Linked DNA regions of Mus musculus: all the other regions are linked to region 1. Evidence: chromatin loops called from intact Hi-C (ENCODE). Cell type or tissue: gastrocnemius. All regions are shown on one strand. Links, peaks and the distances in the headings refer to the core of each region. The heading gives the core; the rest is flanking DNA.

Region 1 (6,685 bases), core at 606-5,605:
TCATTGAGCTCTGTATGTCACATGTGTCTGGCAGAGGCTGCTCAACATTTGTCTCTTCTCTTCCTGTGTCTACCTTTCCTAGGCAAGAGGGAGGCTTCCGGAAAAGAAGTTCTGGGGTTCCAGTGGCCTTTGAAGCCCTTGAGATCTCTCTAAGGAGTTTGGCAGCTCTTACCTCGATGCTTCGTCTGCTCTTTACTAAGAGTGTCACGGTTGACTGTCATTTGGTCCCAGCAAGGCATCCTTTCATGAAATGCTTGCCACTGAAGGGCACTAATGCTCATTAATAACTGTATACTTGGCTGACCCACCACAGGAACTGCCTTCCTTACCCCACTCTGCTACCAGAGTGCCCTTTGGGAGCCTGCTAAAGGGCCTCTGCCATCCCCTTTCTTCTTCTATCCTTTCTACCCTTCCTTTTTCTACCCTTACTTCCCTGTCCCTGGCTTTGGCCCTGCATCTCAGCCATTCCTTTATTGGCTCTTTCAAAAACCCTCATCCAAATATAGTAGCCACAGGGAAACAGCTATAAAGAATGGCCCAATTGGGGAGAATCTTATCTCTGGGTCACTCTTTGTCCCCACTGGGGGTTGAGGAAGAGGGCAAAACTGAATGGTGCCTGGCTGATGCCCTTAGGCAACTTACCAACCAGTGCAGGGACTGACCACAGAGTGGGGAGGGTGACTGTTTGTCTCAGGGACTGGGGAAGGCTTTCCTAAAGACAAAAACATTTCAGCCAAGCCTTGAATCCCAAGAATTCACACTGCGGTGAGAAAAGTTCAAAGGGCATTGAATAATTGTAAGGCCATGAGGAGCAAAGGGCAGTGTACGCTCACTTGGCATTGGCTACACAGCAAGGTCTGGGATCAAGGAAAGCAGGGAGCCTGGAAAAAGTTAACTGGAACCAAGTGACCAGAATGACAAGGGATAGAGGTCATGGAGGTCAGATTGCTAAGTGGCACTGGTGCAGGGTATAGGTGGCACTGGCAAATGGTAGGATGGGGTGAAAGCCAGAAGATACTTTTAGCTGAGTGCATGACGTGGCCAACTATGGAGAGTCTTGGGTTCTAGCCCCTGTACAACTAAACTGATGATTTCAAAGGACAGAGAAACAGAAATAGAATAATTGGGACACTGCTAATATGGTCCCAATACAAGATGAAGCCCTGGATGGGGATACTCGCACCAAGAATGGGAGCATGAGGCAGAGAAGAGGCAGCACAGCTCTTGTGTGCTATATGATGGGCCTATATCCTGCTGTCACTCTTCACCCTTCTCAATGCGACAGGGCAAGATGATGCAGAGATTCCTCCATCTTGTATTTTGCTGAGGCCATTTTAGTTTTAACTAGAATCTGATGTCCTTGATGGAGAGTCCTGCGGAAATTATCTAACTCTATTCCAGGTATCCAAGGTCCAGATGCCCAGCTAACAACTTAGCCTCAGTTAAACTGCCTGCCTGCAGACCTTCCCCTGCAGCTGTTGAGGTATTATGATGTGGCTTTTGTCTTTACACCCTTACCCTAAACACTCGAGGCTACGCTTGGGTCCCGAACACCTGAGTGTAGTTCCAGTTGGCTGGAATAAAGACTTTCAGTTGTCTATGAACTGTATCTGAGTGGTCATCTGGGTGCTTGTGGGGGGTTCCCGGTAACACCAATACCTTAACCTGTAGCCATTTTAATGGGAGCTCAGGCCTCCAGTGCAACTTCTACCATAGTGTATTCTCATCCAACAACACCTACCCAATACCTACCCACCCTCTGTCCCTGGGGCTGGATTGCAGTAGCCTGTGGACATTCCCAATCATGCCACCAGCAGATCCCTAACTGCTATGCTTGTGGCTTGCTTCTTGGCTCCAATCCAGTTTGGTAGGACTGTGGTCTTGTGGGCTTCTGGGATCTGATCCAGCAATTAAGGATCATTTCATACCGTTGGGGTGAACCCAGCGTTTCCCAGTTCTGTGCTTGTCAGTGCAGAGGGCTGGCTTAGCATTTCACATTGGAGCAGCTTCCTTTCAGCTCCCTACTGTCAAGTTCCTTCCAAATGTCCTGCAGCCAGGGCCTGTCCCTTCTGTCCCCTGGAAATACCTGGAAATGTGTAGAGGTATGTCTGGTTGTCCCAGCCGCTCCAGAGTACAACTGCCACTTTGGGTCAGGAAAGTCCACACTGCAAAGGAGAGCCTCGCACTGCAAAGAACTGTGTAGCCTCAACTGCTAACAGTGTGCAGCTGCCCCCATGCTGCCCACCCCCTGCACACTGCATGCTGCACACTGCACACATGGTCTTGCTGTCTGAAGTTTCTTCTACTCACTGGACATTGTAGTTTTAAAAATATCAATGGAAAACTTCGAGAAATAAACAATTGTGAATTTTTAAAAAATAACTTTTCTAGACGTTTGTGGCTATGAGTCTGCTTATTAGTTGTTGTTAATCTCCTCCTGTGACTAGTTTATCAATTGGGCCTTGTCATAGGGCTTTCTGAAAGGAAGAACAATACACTCAGTGGGTGTCTTGGAGCTGGCACTCCATAGATAAGGGGCAACTCGAACTCTGAGTTCAAGTTCTCCGAGGCTGTCATTTTCTACCTTCCTTGTCCAGCAGAGAAGGGTGCGCACTAGGTGCTTGAGACATTAATAAATCATTCCATGGCTTCATTGTGACTGAGCAGCATGCTGCTGGGTGCTCGAGACAAGGGGACAAGCACACTCGGGCAGCGCCTTTACACCCAGGCCAGCTTTAGCTGCCTGCTGAGGTCATCCTAAAAACCTAGCATGCTTCACTTCCAACACAGGTCCTGCCTAATGCTGAGCTACAAAAATCATTCATTCGTCAGGCATCAAGGGCCCACTGAACTAAATTCAAAGTAGTGCTCAGCCATGATCTTGTGGATTGCACCAGAATAGAGGAGTCCTGGGTGGGGGCTGGTAGTTGAGGTGGGGCCTGAGACGTTCCTGCCCGGCTCAGACAGTCTCTGGGGACTGGGGGTGGGGGAGCTGGTGTGGATGGAAATATGCACCACATGGTCTGAACTGCAGGGCCAGCCCTCAGCTCTCACAGCCCCAAACACTTCCAGATGGATTTATTTATAACTCCCCAAACAGAGGCGGCACTTGACGCTCTGCCTCATTCCCCTCCCCACCACTGAACAGGGCCAGGCTGTCTCTCTCCACTCCGGAAACCAGCAGGAGACAGGGAATGTGCAGCAAGTGACTGAATCACAGCTCTGTACAGTCCAAGCTCCGGGTCACCACTGTCCCCTAGGTGGCAGCAGCAGCCCACTGTGTAGGTGTGCCTGCTGAACCTGGTCATCAGTGATCACCTGGTTCAAGTGGCTACTTGCAGAATGGCTGCTGAGGGGGTGGTGTGAGCTGTATCCACTTTGACAAGTCTTCCCAGGCCTGCTTCCATCTCGTAAAGCCAAGGCACACCCAGGTCAACTTCCCATCCTTTGCATCTGGGCATTCGAAGTTCCCTCCTCTCTACTGCCTACTAATACTGCTTTTCACGGTATAGGCTTTCAGAGGTTTGGAACGCTGACATTTCCAACTCTACCTCTTTTTGCAAACAGGAGACAGCTGAGAGAGGCTGAGTAATGTGCCTAAAGTCACACAGCAAGCTAGATAGCAGAGACAGAATAGGACAATCCAGCCCTTCCTCTGATGCTAGGAACCTCCTAAATTCCATTTTCCTCCTGTGTATCAAGTGGAACTAGCAGGTGGTATGCTGGCTCTGCATGGAGCTCAAGAGGGCCCCATCACTGGTTCCCTGGGTGACTTTTGATGACTTAGTCTTCCTCTCTTAACTCAAGTTCTTGATCTTTTTCTTTTAAGAATGAAATAGTGAATTTAAATATCTTAGACTAGCACCCTCAATAGCACCCTCAGTAATGAACAGGGACAGGATATACCTCAGATACAGCATTTGTTTAAGGTGTGTGAAGTCTAGCTTTCATCTGTAGTAACACACACACACACACACACACACACACACACACGCATACACACTGAGCACAATAGTTTTTTTTTTATTTAGATGCATCACTATGGAGCTTAAACGTTCATCTCTTGATACATAGGCAAACATTTCCTTCTGCCTTCTCACACAGAAAGAGGTAAGCCATGTGACTTCAAAGAGATTGAGTGGACTACTGAGGGTGTGCTTCTAGGACCAGAGGAAGTGCTTGGACCATGGAGTCTGGGCATCCCATAGAGTGTAAAAGACAATCTCTTACCTGATACACTAGCATCCTCACCCCATTCTGACCTATCTTCCCTGTTTCATGGCTGGCCTGGAGCTTGTGGTCCAGAGGTTTAGTACATGCACCAACATGAGCAGGCACATTTTGGTGACCCTAAAATGGGTCTGTGGACATGTCAGGTGTTGAAGAACACTTTGGCCCCATGCCTGAGGTCTTCCTACATAGCTCCTTTCTTAGCCAGGGCTAAGAACTGGAGGTGACTAGAGGGTGTGTGTGTGGGGGGGGGGGAAGCAGACAAAGGTTCCAGAGAAAAGTTTCTAGACTCTAAATATCTGCTTCCTATAAATCCTTTCTGCCACCAAAGTTACAACCCACGTCTGCCAGACCCACCCCTCTGCATCCAAGGGTCCAGACAAGTTTTCCTGCAACTGTTCAGAAACACATGACAGCAGACTGCTGCCCCAGTGGGAGCCCCTGGCGTGCGCACATTCCTTCCTGCTTGCTGCTGCACAATTAGGCACGCATAATTTCTCTGTGTTTTCCCACCCCACACCGCACGCCAGTGACGGCACATGGGAGTAGCAAGCTCTGAGCACACACAGGCAAGGTGCTTCTGTCAATTGTGACAGAATCAAATGCGACTCATCAAATGGGCCCCAAATCCCAACAGCAATCCGGCCTCATCTGTTTCACCTTTTCAGTGGGCTACCTACCAGGAGGCTTGGGGTTCCCGAGAGGGCACGGGGCACAGAGTAGGTGCATGACACATGCCTGATCTCTGTCTAAGCAGAAAAACCTCTCAGAGTCTGTGCTCTCTTTCTAAGAGAGTCTGGGGCAGCTCCTCTCCGTCTCCAGAAGCTGCTTTATACGACAAAGTCTTTGGCCCTGATTACAGAAACTGACTACCGAAACTAAGGCTCATCCTACCGTGTGGCTCTCTGAGCTTCAGTTTTCCTCTGTGACATGGGAGCAGTGTTGCCATCCACACAGTGTTCCTCTGAGTCAGGGATATGAGCGTCTGTCAACAAATGCTACTTTTATACTGCCTTCCCGTGCTACGAAAGTAAATTCACATACATTCTAAACTTACCTCGAGGCACACACATACATGCTACACAGACATACATGCTGGCAAGACATCCATACACATAAAATGAAAAAAGGATCACCTCAAGGCAAATTGTTCCATCTCAGTATTGATGGAACACTTTGTCAGTACCAGCATGAGAGAAACAGAAGAAATTCACAGAGTTTCACATGTACATAAGAGGTCGTGGTATATGTAGGAACTTGGGCATGAATGAAATAGTTCAGATAAGGTAATTCAAATGCCTTTATGAGCCAACCCGACAGAATAGTGAAAAAAGGTGGGGGAATCTAATAAGGACTAGTGGGGACTGTGAAGGGCTGGACAGGACATTGTTCTAGTTAGAGGGGAAGCCACCATCCCAATCTAGTTACCTACTGTCCTGTGGAAATGCACATCTAGTAATACCAGATTTTTCTGTTTTTCCAAAGGAGCCAGAAATCCAGACCACATGGAAAGATTCCTAACTGTTCTGGGACACAATTTGTGGCTATTAGCCCAGTGGTCACCAGTCTGTAGCTTCTCCATAATGATAAATGATGTTTGTCAAAAATAAGTGCTACTGATGGAAAAGGAGAAAGCCAACCCCCACACCCTCTCTGACTTCCACATGTGCCCTGTAGCACGTGCGTGTATGTGCACACTTGCACATATACAAAGAACTGTGAAAAAAAGTAAATTTTAAAAAATTTCAATGCGCCCATACCAAAGAACAATTCAGATGGCACCTCAAAGGCTGGGTATGGAGTTGGCATAGAGAAGGGAACAGCTTTTTGGCAAGACCAATGGCAAAACCAAGCTGTGATGAGATGTATCTGTTTGTCATGTTCTGGGGCATGAGAGACTTCTGATCACAGTCTCAGGAGGCGAGATTTCTCATGGCCGGAAGCAGGAAGCTCCCTGTGTAGAGAGTGAGAAAGGTAGGCAACTGTTGCTTAGACAGCTTGAGCCTGAAAGAGCATGCAGAGGAATACTAAGCACAGATAAACTGACTGTGCCATTGGCAAGAGTGGGAAAGGACACTTTCAAGAATAGGATGATATGAAAACCTAGGAAGAAGATGCACAAGGCCTGGTCAGGGTGATGAGGATAAGTGATGGCTTAGCCATAAATAGGTCATTTGTAACCCCTCCTCCAAGGCTCAGGGAACATCTTGGAAGAGAGTGCAGAAAGAATATAAGAGCTGAAGGATGGGGGGGTCAGCGGGAGTGCTGGGAAATCTGTCATAGAACATGGAACAGCTGTCTGGCCCTTGAGCTTACAGCAGTTGCCACTGGTACCTGTAAACTTGTGGACAATCCTAACGAAACTCATTGGGTCATCAAAACCAAGCAAATACAAACCTGAACACAGAAGAGGGACTGGGTCAGGGAGGAGGAATAGGATAAGCAAGAATGGAAG
Region 2 (6,685 bases), core at 771-5,770, 140 kb after region 1:
AACTATAAAGAGAAATGCAAGTTAAAGCTACTTTGAAATTTCATCTCATCCCAGTCAGAATGGCTATCATAGAAAAAGCCAAATGACAATACTGGCAAAGATATGGAAAAGTAAAAAATTTATCCAAATTGTTTGGATTTGTGTCTTTAATTTTTAAATAGCATTAGAAGCAAAAGCTAGAAAGGGCCCATGAGCTAGAAAGGGGAAGAGGCCTAAGGGGTAGGACACATGTGATAGGAAAGTGGGATACTGGGGGTTCAAGGTTTAAGTGGGGGTGGGAACAGTGAGACAGGGAAGAGCAGGGGGCAGAACTGGGTAAACTCAAGCTAAGGATGTATGAAGAACCCTATGGGAAACCACAACATTGTAAGCTAATTCAAATATGTAATTTAAGTTGGGCTTGGTCGAACACACCTTTATCCCCAGTTACAGTTTAGCCTGGTCTACAGAGCAAGTTCCAGGAAAGCCAAGTTCTACACAGAGGAACACTGTGTCAAAAAATTATATATATAATTTTAAAATAATAGTGTTATGGTTTAGATATGACATGCCTATGTCAGGCAGAGTTCTCTAGAGTAACAAAATTGGCAAAATGGTTCCTGGTATTGCTCACCCACTTTTACTGTACCCCAGGTACTTCTCTTCTTTGGGAACACTGGCATGGAATACTTGGCTGTGGAAGAATGCTGGCTGCTTTCCCTTTCCTCTGTGCAATAATCTAAACTAGTAACTCCCCAGGGAAAACTGCCCCTCTATAAGGGTGGGGCTCAGGTTTCTGATCCTGTCATTAGTTTTGGGAACATTTCAGGAAGTATAACTGAGCTCAGCCGAAAGAGTATCCATCTATTTCCTACTAGGAAATTGTAAAGATAGTTTTCAAGATATTTCATACTAGCTGATTTTAAGTTAAGATTTTTAATGCTGAGAGGATCTGTACTAAGAGAAACAAATCCCTAAGCCCAACCATAATACACGTGGGAACTAAAAACTAGTATTTCAGTGAGACTGGTGTGGACTGAAGATACTGTCACAGTTGAAGAGGAAAAAATCGGAATTTAATTAGGAAGAAGTGAGCATATTGTTTGAGCATTAAATCCCTATTTGCTGAATAAAGTTTAATTTTACTGTTTAAAAACTTGGCAAAATAATTATATATGAATATATAAAATTAATATGGATTAATAATTAATGGATTAATAATTTGATGGCTTTATTTGAAGTGGGAGAATTCTTTGGAAGCCAGCCATATTTAGAGGTAGGTTGCTGGGGTCCTGTTCTTGGGGACTGTGATGGTTTATATATTCTTGGGCCAGGGAGTGGCACCATCTGGAGGTGTGGCCTTGTTGGAATAGGTGTGACCTGGTTGGAGTAGGTGTGTCACTGTGGGTGTGGGCTTAAGATCCTCACCCTAATTGCCTGGAAGTCAGTCTTCCACTAGCAGCCTTTGGATGAAGACATAGAACTCTCAGCTCCTCCTGTGCCATGCCTGCCTGGATACTGCCATACTCCCACCTTGATGATAATGGACTGAACCTCTGAATCTGTAAGCCAGCCCCAATTAAATGTTGTTTTTTATAAGACTTGCCTTGGCCATGGTGTCTGGTCACAGCAGTAAAACCCTAACTAAGTCAGGAACTATACAGTTGTCATCCTTTTTCCTGCCCCCAACCGCCCCCGCAAACACAAGCGTCATGACTGCTATTGGGCAAGCAGCTCTGCCCTTCAGCTCCCTCCCAGTACAATGCTTGGGCTCACCACAACCCAGAAACAATAGAGCTAGCCACTAGTGCAGGGAACTTCAAAAATCATAAAGCAAAATCAGTCTTCCCTCCTATAAAGGATTTATGGTATCTGTCACAAGAAAATAAAATCACTGGCAAGCACAAATGTGTACTAAGCTATGCTTAGAAGTAGTAAGTTCTGCTGTATTATTACACAGTAAGGTGACTACCGGCAACTTTTGTGTGGTCTATCTCAACAGCTGAAAGAGGACTTCATTCCTGGTTCCTGCAAAGAAGGAAGCCTGAGATAACTGACAATAATAGCAAGTGTTAGGTTGCCTGGCCTGGGTGACAACACAACGTGTGGGAAGGTCACCTGCAAGGAACTTGTAAGCAAAATCAGTTTTTGAGGATGCTTTGAGTGTCATGCTTTCTATGGGCTTTCCTTTCAAGTGCAAGCCCTTTTTTCTGGTGATACCCAAGAAACACAGACTCTAGATTCCTGACATTGCAGAAAATGCTGATGAAAGTCTTCTTGGACAGCTAATGATTACTGCTGAGAAATGTGTATTGATCTGGGCCTGAAGATGATTACCAAATGGTAGTGAATAAAGGTTCAGATCGAGGACAGTACATCTGTCATGGTCATGCCCATGTTATTGGAGGTCTGTGATGAACTGGCCTCCTGGGGAAGTGTGTTTTCAAGACAGTTTTCCCTTCTCTAGGCAGTGATCAACTTTTCAACTTCCAGTGTATTAAATAACAAATTTGTTTTTGTCTCTGTAGGGAGATACTGAAGGAATAATTTTGAAAACATTCACAATAAAAATTGTCATGTGGATTTTAAAAAGCTAAAGGAAAGAAAGGATTTTGAATATTTTCATTATGAGAAAATTATTTGAATAAATCAGTATTTCTAATCTGATTCACAAATTACAAAATGTATATAGGTATTGAAAATCTCATGGTATCGTATTAATATGTATAACCTTTGTTTTGTGTATCAGTTTAAATTTTTAATAAAAAGACAAAAATTGCTAAGAGAGACTTTAAGTTTTCCCACCATTGAAGTGCCAGGGCGAGGGGATGCCCAGGTGGGCCCCACCTGCTCAGAGGAGAAAGGGAGGGGAGAGGGAAGAAGGGGGGTAAGGGGTGACCAGGAGGGAGGCAGTGATCAGGATGTAAAGTGAGTAAGTAAATAAATGAATACATTTTTTTAAAAAGATGTCTTATGCTAATACATATGTCAATTAACTCGATTTAGCAATTCCACAGGGTGTACATATTTCAGAACATGATATTACATATAATATGTACAATATTTGCGTTTAAAAAGTAAAATGTAGGGGCTGGAGAGAACTCTTCAGCAGTTAAGGGCACTTACTGCTCTTTTGGAGATAAGGGTTTAGGTCCTAGTACCTACATCCATTTTGAAGGGGTCTGATGCCCTCTTATGGCCTCTGAGGAGTCCTGCATGCATATGTGCACAAAAACTCACACAAGTTCATAAACATACACAATTAAAAAATAGGAAAAAATAGGATAGCCCTATGGTTAAGAGGACTGGCTGCTCTTCCAGTGCACTGATGTTCAATACCAGGCAGCCACATGGTAGCTCACAACTGTCTGTAATTACAATTGCAGGGAATCTGTTGATCTCTTTGGTCCCTGCAAGCACCATGTGCAATACATGATGCACAGACATACATGCAGGCAAAACACCCAAACACATAAAATAAATTTAAATTAAAAACAAATATTCAAGGGGCTGGCGAGATGGCTCAGTGGGTAAGACCACTGACTGCTCTTCCGAAGTCCTGAGTTCAAATCCCACAACTACATGGTGGCTCATAACCACACATAATGAGATCTGACACCCTCTTCTGGTGCATCTGAAGTCAGCTACAGTGTACTTATATATAATAATAAATAAACCTTTGGGCCTAAGCTAGCAGGGACTGAGCAAGTGGGGCCGACTGGAGTAAGCAGAGGTCCCAACAATCAATTCCCAACAACTACATGAAGGCTCACAACCATCTGTACAGCTATAGTGTACTCATATGCATAAAATAAATAAATAAATCTTTTTAAAAATATTCAAAATAAAAAATATGCTAGGCATGGTACTATATGCCTTTCAGTTGAGGATTCAGGAGAGACGCAAGCAGCCAGGTCTCCTGAGTTCCAGGCCAACCAGACAGGCTACACTACGAGTCCTTGTCTTAAAAAACAAAGGTAGAATATGGTGGCTGTGGTGGCTCTAATCCAAGTACTCCGAAAGCTGAATCAAGAGGGTTACCATATGTTTGAGGTTCAAGGCAAGACTGGGTGGGCTACAGAGTGAGATTCGGGCTAGTCTGGATAACAGAGTGAAGCCCTGTCGACAAAAAAAAAAAAAAAAAAAAAAAAAAAAAAGATTTCTTTGTCCAAAAATATTGGTGTGTGGGACCAGAGAGTTACCTCGGTGGTTAAGAGCACTTGTTGCTCTTACAGAGGACCTAAGTTTGATTCCCAGCACCCACATGACTGCTCAGAACTGTCTGTCACTCTGGTTCCAGAGAATCCAAAACCACCTACTGACCTCTGAAGGCACCAGGCATTCATGGGGTCAACAAACATGCTGGCAAAACATCCATGCACACAAAATAAAAATAAATAAAACTAAAAATACTTGTAAATGTATGAGGTTCCCATATTGGTGTAAAAATTCTGCTTTTAATTATTTATTTTTAAAAAGCAAAGTTTCTGGGATAAAGAAATGACTCAGAGGTAAGAGCACTTGCTGATCTTCCAGAGGACCTGAGTTTGGTTCCCAGCACCCACACAGCAGCCCACAAACACCTGTAACAATTCCAGGGGACTCAGCACCCTCTTCCGACCTACAAAGGAATCTGAACACATGTAACATGCACACAGAAAGATATAACACAAATATTAAAATGAAGATAAAGGTAAATGTTTTTAAAAGAGAGTTTCAAAATTAGTTGTTCGTATAGCATGTTTCCAATAGCATCCTCTGAGAGAGCTGAGAGAGAAAAGCAAGCAAAACATCCATGGGTGAGGAAGGAAACAAAGTGTGGTCTATTCTTTCGTCTTAAGATGAAATTTTATTTGTACTTAAGAAGGAATTTCCTATGCATCCCATAAACATGGAGGGACCTTGAGGACATGACGATAGGGATCTAGTCTCTCAAAACATCAAATACTAAGGCTGGAGAAATTGTTCTGTGGTTAAGGGCACTTGCTGTGCAGTCATAAGGACTGGAATTTGGATCCCAATAAGTATGCCGCAAGCCAGGCATCCTGAAGATGCCTGTATCTCCAGTTCCAAGGGATACAATCCCCTCGTGGCTCCCATGTACACATAGGCAGGCATAGCTACACAATGTGACAAATGCATGCCCACCTAAAATTTTAAACAGTAAAATGTTGCATGCTTTTACTTGGATGAAGAATCCCAAAGAGTCAAACTCAGAGGAACAGAAGAGAGGATGGTGGCTTTCAAAAGCTAGAGGCACAGGAATGTGGGAGCTCCTTTTTTATGGTTACACATTATTTTCCTCTTATTGAAAATAGCATTAGTTTCCTCCTGTGACATATCCTGATTACAGTTTGCTCTCCCTCTACTTCTCCTCCCACCCAGATCCCATCCATTCACAAATGTCTACTTACGCTCTTCATTAATTTTGTTACACTCCACTCTTAGCAATACAATGCTGTGGACACCAATTTCTCAGCAGGTGTCAATATCTTAGATTAGACCAGTGGCATTTAACCTGCCAGTTGCAACATTCTTGACTTCTCACAGGGGTCATTTAAGAAACAAATATTTACATTATGACTCATAACAGTAGCAAAATCACAGTTATGAAATAGCAAAGGAAATAATTTTATGGTTAGATGTCACCACAACATGAGGAGCTGTATTAAAGTGTCATAGACTTAGGAAGGCTAAGGAAAGCTGGCTTAGTCCCTCAGAGGACACTGTATCTTTCAGTAAGGTACAGGTCATGTTTGTGAAGAATCTCAGAGGAATCCTGGCTCCCAGTCCCAGGGGAATGTTGCTAAGGCACCCCCTAGTGCCAGTGCATCAGGGGCAGGCACACAGCTCAGCCACCTTCCAAGGCCGTCACTGAGCTGACTTGTAGCAGGAGGCAGGACAGAGCTTGGGTATTCTCCAGGGCACACCTCTCCTGGCTGAGAAGGAGGCTGAGAAAGAGTGGGGGGTGGGGTGGAAGGAAAGGAACCCTCCTAACTCCTCCTTTCCAGTGGGGCCCAATTTTATTTGTCAGAACTGAGCCTGGGAACCTGCCACTTCCTCCCCTAGAGGCAGCGGGATCAGCAACACACCATTGGGCAGCAGTAGGCCTGGATGAAGAGGAAGAAGGTTTTGTGCATACATGCAGCCGCACTGGTGACAATGGCCCTGAGCGTGCAAGAACAGTGCCTGGTGCAGGAATGCACCACAGCCAGGCCTGACTGACTTGTGCAAGCTGCCAAAAACCCAGGTACAGAATCTGTCAGACTTCACTCAGCTCTTAGGCCTGGCAAACTTAGCCAATGTAGCTCAGAATGAGAGCCACATCTGGACGAACCAAGAGCATCCATCCTCTCAGGGAGAGGTTCCAAGTAGATGAGGGTTTGAGTCCTCACTGTCTATTCAGGCTCTGAGGTCTATGATGGTCCTACTATATGTATTATGTGCTGTCTCACGAAATCTCAACCTATGGGGACAGCCCAGAGGGGACACCCTGAGGCTGTGGGGCAGAGTACAGCCAGACCGTACCCATTCTCAACTTGCAGTGTGCACTCTGACAGCACAGATCACTCCTGGCCAGCTCCTGGGAGAGCTGCTGCTTCAGAGATAGGCACCAGCCAGCTAATCTGAGAAATGAAGCTTGCATATCACTCTCTCACCAAGAAGGATCTTGAAACACTTTTATTTTCATTGTTTATGAGTAGTT
Region 3 (6,685 bases), core at 605-5,604, 150 kb after region 1:
TCCGGTAAGAAGGGTGTCCTCATCATCACAGGCTGTGGGGACTGCCGCCTTACCCAAAGAGCTCATGTCGGCAGCATGCGATACGGAGGAAGAGTCTCCCCGCTCCTCACCACGGCCTTTCGTCACAGCTAGGGCAAGCTTCTCCGAGAACTTGGCGAGCCTTCGAAGTCTCGAAACCGCCTCACTCAGGAAAGGTCCCCAGGCCCCGCCCTTTCCTTAAGAGTCCTTGTCTCTATTGGATGGGGCTTCGAGGAACGGCCCAACAATAGGCGCCCTGGTTGGTGGCTAGTGGAGTGGCAGACCAATGAGAACGGCGAGACTAGGCCCTGGGGGGGGGGGGCACACTGCTGCGCGAAGTCTCGCGAGACTTGACCGGAAGCGGATGGCACCTGCAGCCGCGGCGGAGGTGACGGTTGCCTTCGCCCAGGCGTAGCCAGCAGTGCGGTGAACGGCGGCGGCAGCGGCAGCGGTGGCAGCGGCAGGTCTCCCTCGGACAGACAGACAGCGCCTGCAGGGCTGGAACCATGAGTTCTCCTGATGAGGTGTCTTTTCGGGGGACCAATTGGGGGCCGGAAAGTGGGGAGCACACAGAGAGACGCCGGTTTGCCCATGGATTCCCGCGGGGACACGGCCCCGGCCCCGGCCCCGAGGAGAAGGTGTGCCTTCAGGTCTCCAGGCCTCCCCAGTACGACTCGTGGTTAGACAGGGAGGAGATGGACGGAAGGTCAGTCATTTGGGGCTGCGAGGGGCGGCCCGGCACCCCAGTGGATGACAGAGGGGACAATCTGGACTTTGTACAGCAGCTAGCCATCGAGGGTACAAGCTTCGGGCAGCACATAGCCAACCGGGAGGCCTGGGGGATCCACGGACATCAATCCCCCCCAAGCTGTGCTGCTGAGCCCATTAGCATTTGGGGAGACTCAGACGCAAGCACGCTCAGAAGAAGCATGCGGCCTCAGACCTCAACGGAAGGGAAGCAGGTCACAGCTACCCAACTGCACCCCAGAGGTCCGGGGCGAGGCAGGGCCTGGATGACCCCAAGAAGAAGTGCCATGAGTAGGGTAGTAACCAGTGATGACATTCAATGTCCCTCCTCCAGCCCTGAGTCTTCTGATGAGTTCAGTGAGACACAGATGATGAGGGTAACCATTTGTCTCAAAGAAGGAAACCAGCCCAAGTCCGCTGGCCTCACTGAGCAGGAAGATCCAGCTAGACACACGAATGTCCATGGCAGGGAAAGTTTTGTCCATGTGCCTCCCTCTATGCTGGCCTCTACTCCAAGAGGACTCGGTTCAGCCATCGAAAAGCAGGCTTCGGGAGAGCTGGAAAGCTCTTCAGCTAAGAAAAAACAAACTATGGTTTGGAGCAAAGAAGGGGGCAGGCCCAGCCACCAAGGAGCTACTGCAGCAGCAGCAGCAGCTGCCACTGCCACTGCCTCTGCCTCTGCCTCTGCCTCTGCCACTGCCAATGCCACTGCCTCTGCCTCTGCCTCTGCCTCTGCCTCTGCCACTGCCACTGCCACTGCCTCTACTGTTGCCCCTGCCCCTGTTGCTGTTGCTTCTGCTGGCTTATACAAGATAAGTCCAAGAAAGAAGCCAGCCCAGGAAAAGCCATCTCAGTGGGACACCTCAAGAGGACCCGTGGCGAGAATCTTCCCACCATGGGGACAGAGACTCAAATCAGCTACTGTAGAACCAGCCACTTTCCCCCCAATCTCAGGGGTTGCTCTGCTAGGGAAGGCAAGTAAATGCTCACTGCCTTCAGGGCCCAAAGAGTTCAAGTCCGTCTGCACTGGGAAGAAATCCATAGCAAAGAAGACAAGGGAGCCACAGGCAGGGCCCAAAGAAGATAACTCACCGAGAGATCCTGGTCTGCAGGCCCAAGTGAGTAGACCATGCCCTCTCTCCTGTCACCCTGCCCTTCCCCTTCCCGGCACATACGTTTGTGCTGCTCCCCCTGCCCCTGCCCCTGCCCCTGCCCCTGCCCCTGCCCCTGCCCCTGCCCATGCCTTGGCTTGGGAAGTTGTCAGTGGACACTCATCCTGATTAGGATGTCTAGTGTGGAGTCCTGGTGGTAAATAAGGGTGGATATCAAGGGAGCCTCAGTTAGGGGTTGCTTCCTGTTCCCTTCCCTGTGCATTTCCTCTCTCTAACCAGGTCTGGGGAGGGAAATGTGTCTGGCTGTCAGTTTGGGTGGTTGCTGTCCAGAGAGCCCCTACAGTGTGGGCTGAACAACTTGAGCATATAGCCAGTCCTGAGGGCCTCCTGGCTCCTCCCTGGCTCCTCCCCAAGGAAGCCAGGCCAGGACCTGAGGCTTTTCAGTGTCTGTGGGCTCCTTCCTGGCTGAGCTCTGCCTCCTGAGCTGAGGGTGACTGAGGACAGGAGGTGCAGAAGGGATGAGCCTCCCAAGCCTCCATTTTGTTACCCCCTTTCCCTCAGCCCCTCAACAACATATACTCAGTGATAAGTATTTTGTGTGTGAGGTTCCACTACACAGGGCAGAGCAGCCTTCCGTGTGCATGCATCGTGGAGAAATGAGCAGTGGAGACTCCAACACCAGAGCCCCTCAAGTTCCAGCAAACCCACAGTTCTTCTTGATCCAGAGATGTGCCAGACCCAGAGCACCACCTGCACCTGCTGGTGAGACTTTGGGGCTTGGAGAACAGTGGGGGAGGCTGGGGAGAGGGAAGCAACCTGGGGCTCTGTTCTTTTGAGGATTGCAGCCTTGCTTCTTAGGCTTCTCTGATGAGGTAGGTAGGGAGTCCACAGGAGACTGGGTATGGTCAGGGCTGACCTCAGGTCACGTTGGGAAATGAGTGAGATTGTGGGATGCATGACTTTAAAGGTAGGGCAATATGAGTTCCATCTTGAACACGACAGATTTTGCTGCTGAGCCCTATACATGCACTGAGCTCCTAGCTTCTAGCCATGGTGGTAGTCCTGCTAGCATACACTCAGTGCCACTGTCTTAGGGGCTCACAGCACCTTTATGCTGCCTCTGGGCTGCAGTAAGGGCAAGAATAGAGCTAGATAGAGGTGAAGACTTACCAGGTACAAGGTGCTGCCAGCAGAGGGCACTGCGGCCTCATTTTGGACCCCATTAGTCCCTTCCAACTTATATAATCCTGTTTCTCATCCCCACTCCTGTGTGTGTCTGTGTGTGTTTGTATGTTTCAGGTGACCAGGAATTACCTCTACGTCTGCCATTCCCAGTTGGCGATAGGCAGCATCAAATACAAGCCATAGGGGGCTGCCAACAGGTAAAACTTTTATCAGCTCTCTGAAATGCTAGCCTCAGGTAGACCCTGAGCTGACTGTCAAAGTTAACCTGACAATTAACCTCCTGTGCCAACTCCTGTCCCAAATTGCACGGGGGGGGGGGGGCACCTGCTTGCTCTTCAAGGTTTTTGCCAGTCTTATCCCAGGACTGTGGATAGTGGGAGGTGTAATGATAAAGGGCACGTGTGGATGGAGCAGAGAAGAAGCCAGGACACTGAATATTAATCTCTCTTTTTCTTTCATGCCTGCTGGGCTAGTGTGAGATGTTACAGAAGGAAATAGATGAACTCAAGGAACAACTCGGTATGGCCTACCCCGGGCAGGAAAGATATTGGGACAGGGGCAGAGGGGGGAGCTTAGTGTTTGGGTGCAGGTGGTTACAGTGGGTGGTGGGGCAGGCCCTCATGGGGAAGGTGACATGAATCAGGCCAGGCTGGGAGCCCTGTGTGCCTTGACTTCTGGAACTTGCACCAAGAGGCTCTCTGTTCTCCCATGTGCTGTACAGATGAGTCCCCCCAGCCTCTTCTCTCTGGACATTCAGATGTTCCTCCTTAGCTTTCCCTTGAAGTCCTGGCACCTGGAATTTTTGGGTGTCTGTTGACACATGTTTGTTTGTTTGTTTGTTTGTTTGTTTCACAAGTAGGGCTGGCACTGCTGTGACCCAGCGTTTGAGGACTGCCTATCCATGCTGTTCTCCTGTAGAAAACGTTTGCACATAGCGCTCGGTGATGGGTGGGGGAGTGTGTCCCAACTCTGTCTGCTTGGATGGGGGCTGGAGGGCAGTGAGGCGGCTGTCTGGAAGTTCCTGTGGAGCAGAGCATGGGTCTCAGGCGGGTGGGTTCCTGTCCTGTGTGTCTATGTCTGGAATACCCATTTTTACCTCTGTGTTTCAGCAATCATGCAAGTCTTCAAAGAAAAGTTCCAGGATCCTTGAAGTGAGTGTCCTATCGACAGCCCTTGCCACACTCCTGACTGCTCAGGAAGCAAGAGCTGGCCTGACTCTGTTTTTGCTTGGCAGGTTGGACTCAAGAGTTTCTCCCCACAGAAGAGGCCAAACTACCACCTGTGGATCCTGCTTCCTTCCAGTTTTCTTCGACAGCAGTGGTTCCCACCTTCCTAATGCTATGGCCTGCTCATGGGCTTCATTTTGTGATGTTAACCCTCTACCATAAAGCTATTTCATTGTTACTTCACAGCTGTACTTTTGCAACTGTTGTTTATCATCGTGTACTGTCTGATGTGTGAGCCTGTGGGAGTTGCTACCCACAGATTGAGAGCGTCTGCTCTACAGTCAGTCAGAGCTGAGCTGTGCCCCTGTTTTTACCCCAAGCCTGCCCCTGGTGACAGCTGTTTCACATTGAGTACTTTGGCTGTCCTGGAACTCACTCTGTAGACCAGGCTGGCCTCGACCTCAGATATCTGCCTACCTCTGCCTCTGCCTCTGCCTCTGCCTCTGCCTCCCGAGTGCTGGGATTAAAGGCGTGCGCCATCACGCCCGGCTCTGAGTCCTTTTGTCCTATGTTCAGCCCTTTTCCTTTTGGTGGGTGATGAGGTGCAACAACAGGGTGTTCTTTTCCTGCCCCTCTAGGAACACTAGTCCTCACCTACAATGCAGTCTATCTCCCCCAAATATGGTTCTCATGGATGAACTTCTCAAAAAGGAAATAATGTGATTTTTTGGAAAAGAACAAAAAGAGCAGTAGTCCCTTAGTGGGACGTGGGGCAGCTTCTGAGCAGGCACCATGCACCCAAGCTTAGCCAGCTGTTCCGGGCCTGGATTCTTAGGGGCCAGGCCTGACAGCAGCCAGCATTTCCCACCTTTGCCGAAGACCCTGCCCTTGCCCTGACTCCTGTCTTCTCTGGGACAGTCTCATACAGCCCATTTTTGTCTCCTGTTCCCTGCATGCAGCAATCCTTTCTCCTCTCCAAGTCTTCCCCTATCCCAGTCTCTGCCCTTCCGGATCAGCCTCTCTCTGGGAGGCACTGCACTCGGGGAGGACCGGACTAGAATTTGTACTACATCGTTAGGCCTCTGCATAGTCCTCCCCTTTGAAATGAGTTTCCAAGTCCCCTGGCCAGCCCTGGACCATGGCACTAGAGGTGTAGAGAAGGCACCAAGATTGCACCTACATGGGTTGTAGAGAACGTGAAGCCACACACACTGTGCACACAGGGTGTAGGGAGCATAGAAGAGTGCCTACTTGTCTCTGGCTTGGTGTTGGTGAAGTGAGTCTTTAGTGCTTCTGTGAGCCAACACGGGGAACCTTCCCATGGCAGTGGAAGTGAGGGTCTAGGGCCTGAATGTCCACATCTTCCAGGTCCTGGCCTGACAAGTGTTCTCATCTCCATCTGAAAAGTTCTGGTTTTCAAAAGTTTGGTGTGTGTCTGTGTGTGTGAGAGAGAGAGAGAGACAGAGACAGAGAGGAGAGGGAGAGAGAGACAGAGAGGAGAGGGCTGAGGGAGAGGAAAGGGAGGGAGACGGGGAGCCTGAACTATGGAAGAGCGTCACACTGTTAACACCTGGGGAATCTCTCCTACCCTGCATCCAGAGTTTATTTTTAAAAAGATTTATTTATTTTATGTGAGTACCAAGTTGCTGCCTTCAGACACACCAGAAGAGGGCATCAGATCCCATTACAGATTGTTGTTAGCCACCATGTGGTTGCTGTAAATTCAACTCACTCCTCTGGAAGAGCAGTCAGTGCTCTTATCCCCTGAGCCATCTGTCCAGCCGGATTTTTTAAGTGGATTCCAAAGTGTGAACTCAGGTTTTCAGGCTTGAACCATCATGCTAGCCTGTGCATATGGGTTCTTTTTTTTTTTCTTTTGACGTCTAGGAACTTTATTTTCCTTCCACCTCTCCTCCATTGTTCAGGTGTCTCCTGAGCAGAGGAGTTCAGGACCACTCAGTGGTGGCTCCAACCCACTCGGTGGCCTGTTCTGTGGGAGCTGCTGACCAGTCCTCAGTGGCTGGCTGTGCTCTCCAGGCTTCCGCGGGGGAACTGCTGGATAGGCACAGAGGGAACCTGCACACCCTCAGACCAGTCGGCCACCTCAGGCTGAGCAGCAGTGAACTCAGGAGCTGGTGTGGTCCGTTAGCCCTAAAATTCCTCCTTGGTCATAGCCTTCTCAGCAGGCTGCCCCTCCTCAATCTCCTCTGGGTCTCTGTGGAAGAAAAGATCAGGCATGACCTCCCATGGGTGCTCAATGGGAGATAGAACCTGGCATGAGGAGTACTTCCCGGGCCAGCATCCACCACATCAGACCCACTGAGTGAGCTCCCTTGTTGCATGGCATGGCAATGTCCACATAGCGCAGGGGAGAATCTGTGCTACACAGAGCAATGGTGGGCAGATTGACATAAGAGGCCACTGTGAGTTACTGGTGGTCAGCCCTGGGATCAGTCA

What was found. Hi-C counts contacts between places; a loop is a spot of excess contacts. Peaks named below come from ENCODE experiments on the same cell type or tissue, not always from the same donor. Only the 100,000 strongest peaks of a DNase experiment are listed, where the experiment ranks them.
Region 2: a loop joins it to region 1, with 6 times the contacts of the local background. A loop is called at or near these places in 26 of 42 quality-filtered maps.
Region 3: a loop joins it to region 1, with 6 times the contacts of the local background. A loop is called at or near these places in 18 of 42 quality-filtered maps.

Annotation. Positions count from the first base shown.
Region 1 is chrX:101,939,109-101,945,793 of GRCm38, reverse strand. The region is part of intron 1 of Nhsl2 (NHS-like 2); the gene reads right to left. Among named protein-coding and RNA genes, the nearest start is that of Gm25828, 30 kb to the right of the region's middle. In gastrocnemius, for the core only: a CTCF peak has its summit at 3,262 (motif pointing right); DNase peaks (open chromatin) are centred at 2,202, 2,701 and 3,241; H3K27ac peaks cover 552 bases.
Region 2 is chrX:101,802,190-101,808,874 of GRCm38, reverse strand. No RefSeq gene overlaps it. Among named protein-coding and RNA genes, the nearest start is that of 8030474K03Rik, 11 kb to the right of the region's middle. In gastrocnemius, for the core only: a CTCF peak has its summit at 3,178 (motif pointing left); a DNase peak (open chromatin) is centred at 3,181.
Region 3 is chrX:101,788,135-101,794,819 of GRCm38, reverse strand. Gm4779 (predicted gene 4779) reads left to right here and starts at 375. Exons shown (of 6, transcript NM_001374240.1): 1 at 375-1,883; 2 at 2,483-2,639; 3 at 3,177-3,259; 4 at 3,536-3,581; 5 at 4,172-4,213; 6 at 4,297-4,471. The coding sequence starts at 525. The coding sequence ends at 4,212. It overlaps 8030474K03Rik (RIKEN cDNA 8030474K03 gene), which reads right to left and starts at 164. Exons shown (of 7, transcript NM_001359671.1): 1 at 1-164. The coding sequence starts at 66. It also overlaps the pseudogene Gm9095. In gastrocnemius, for the core only: a CTCF peak has its summit at 3,060 (motif pointing right); a DNase peak (open chromatin) is centred at 3,074.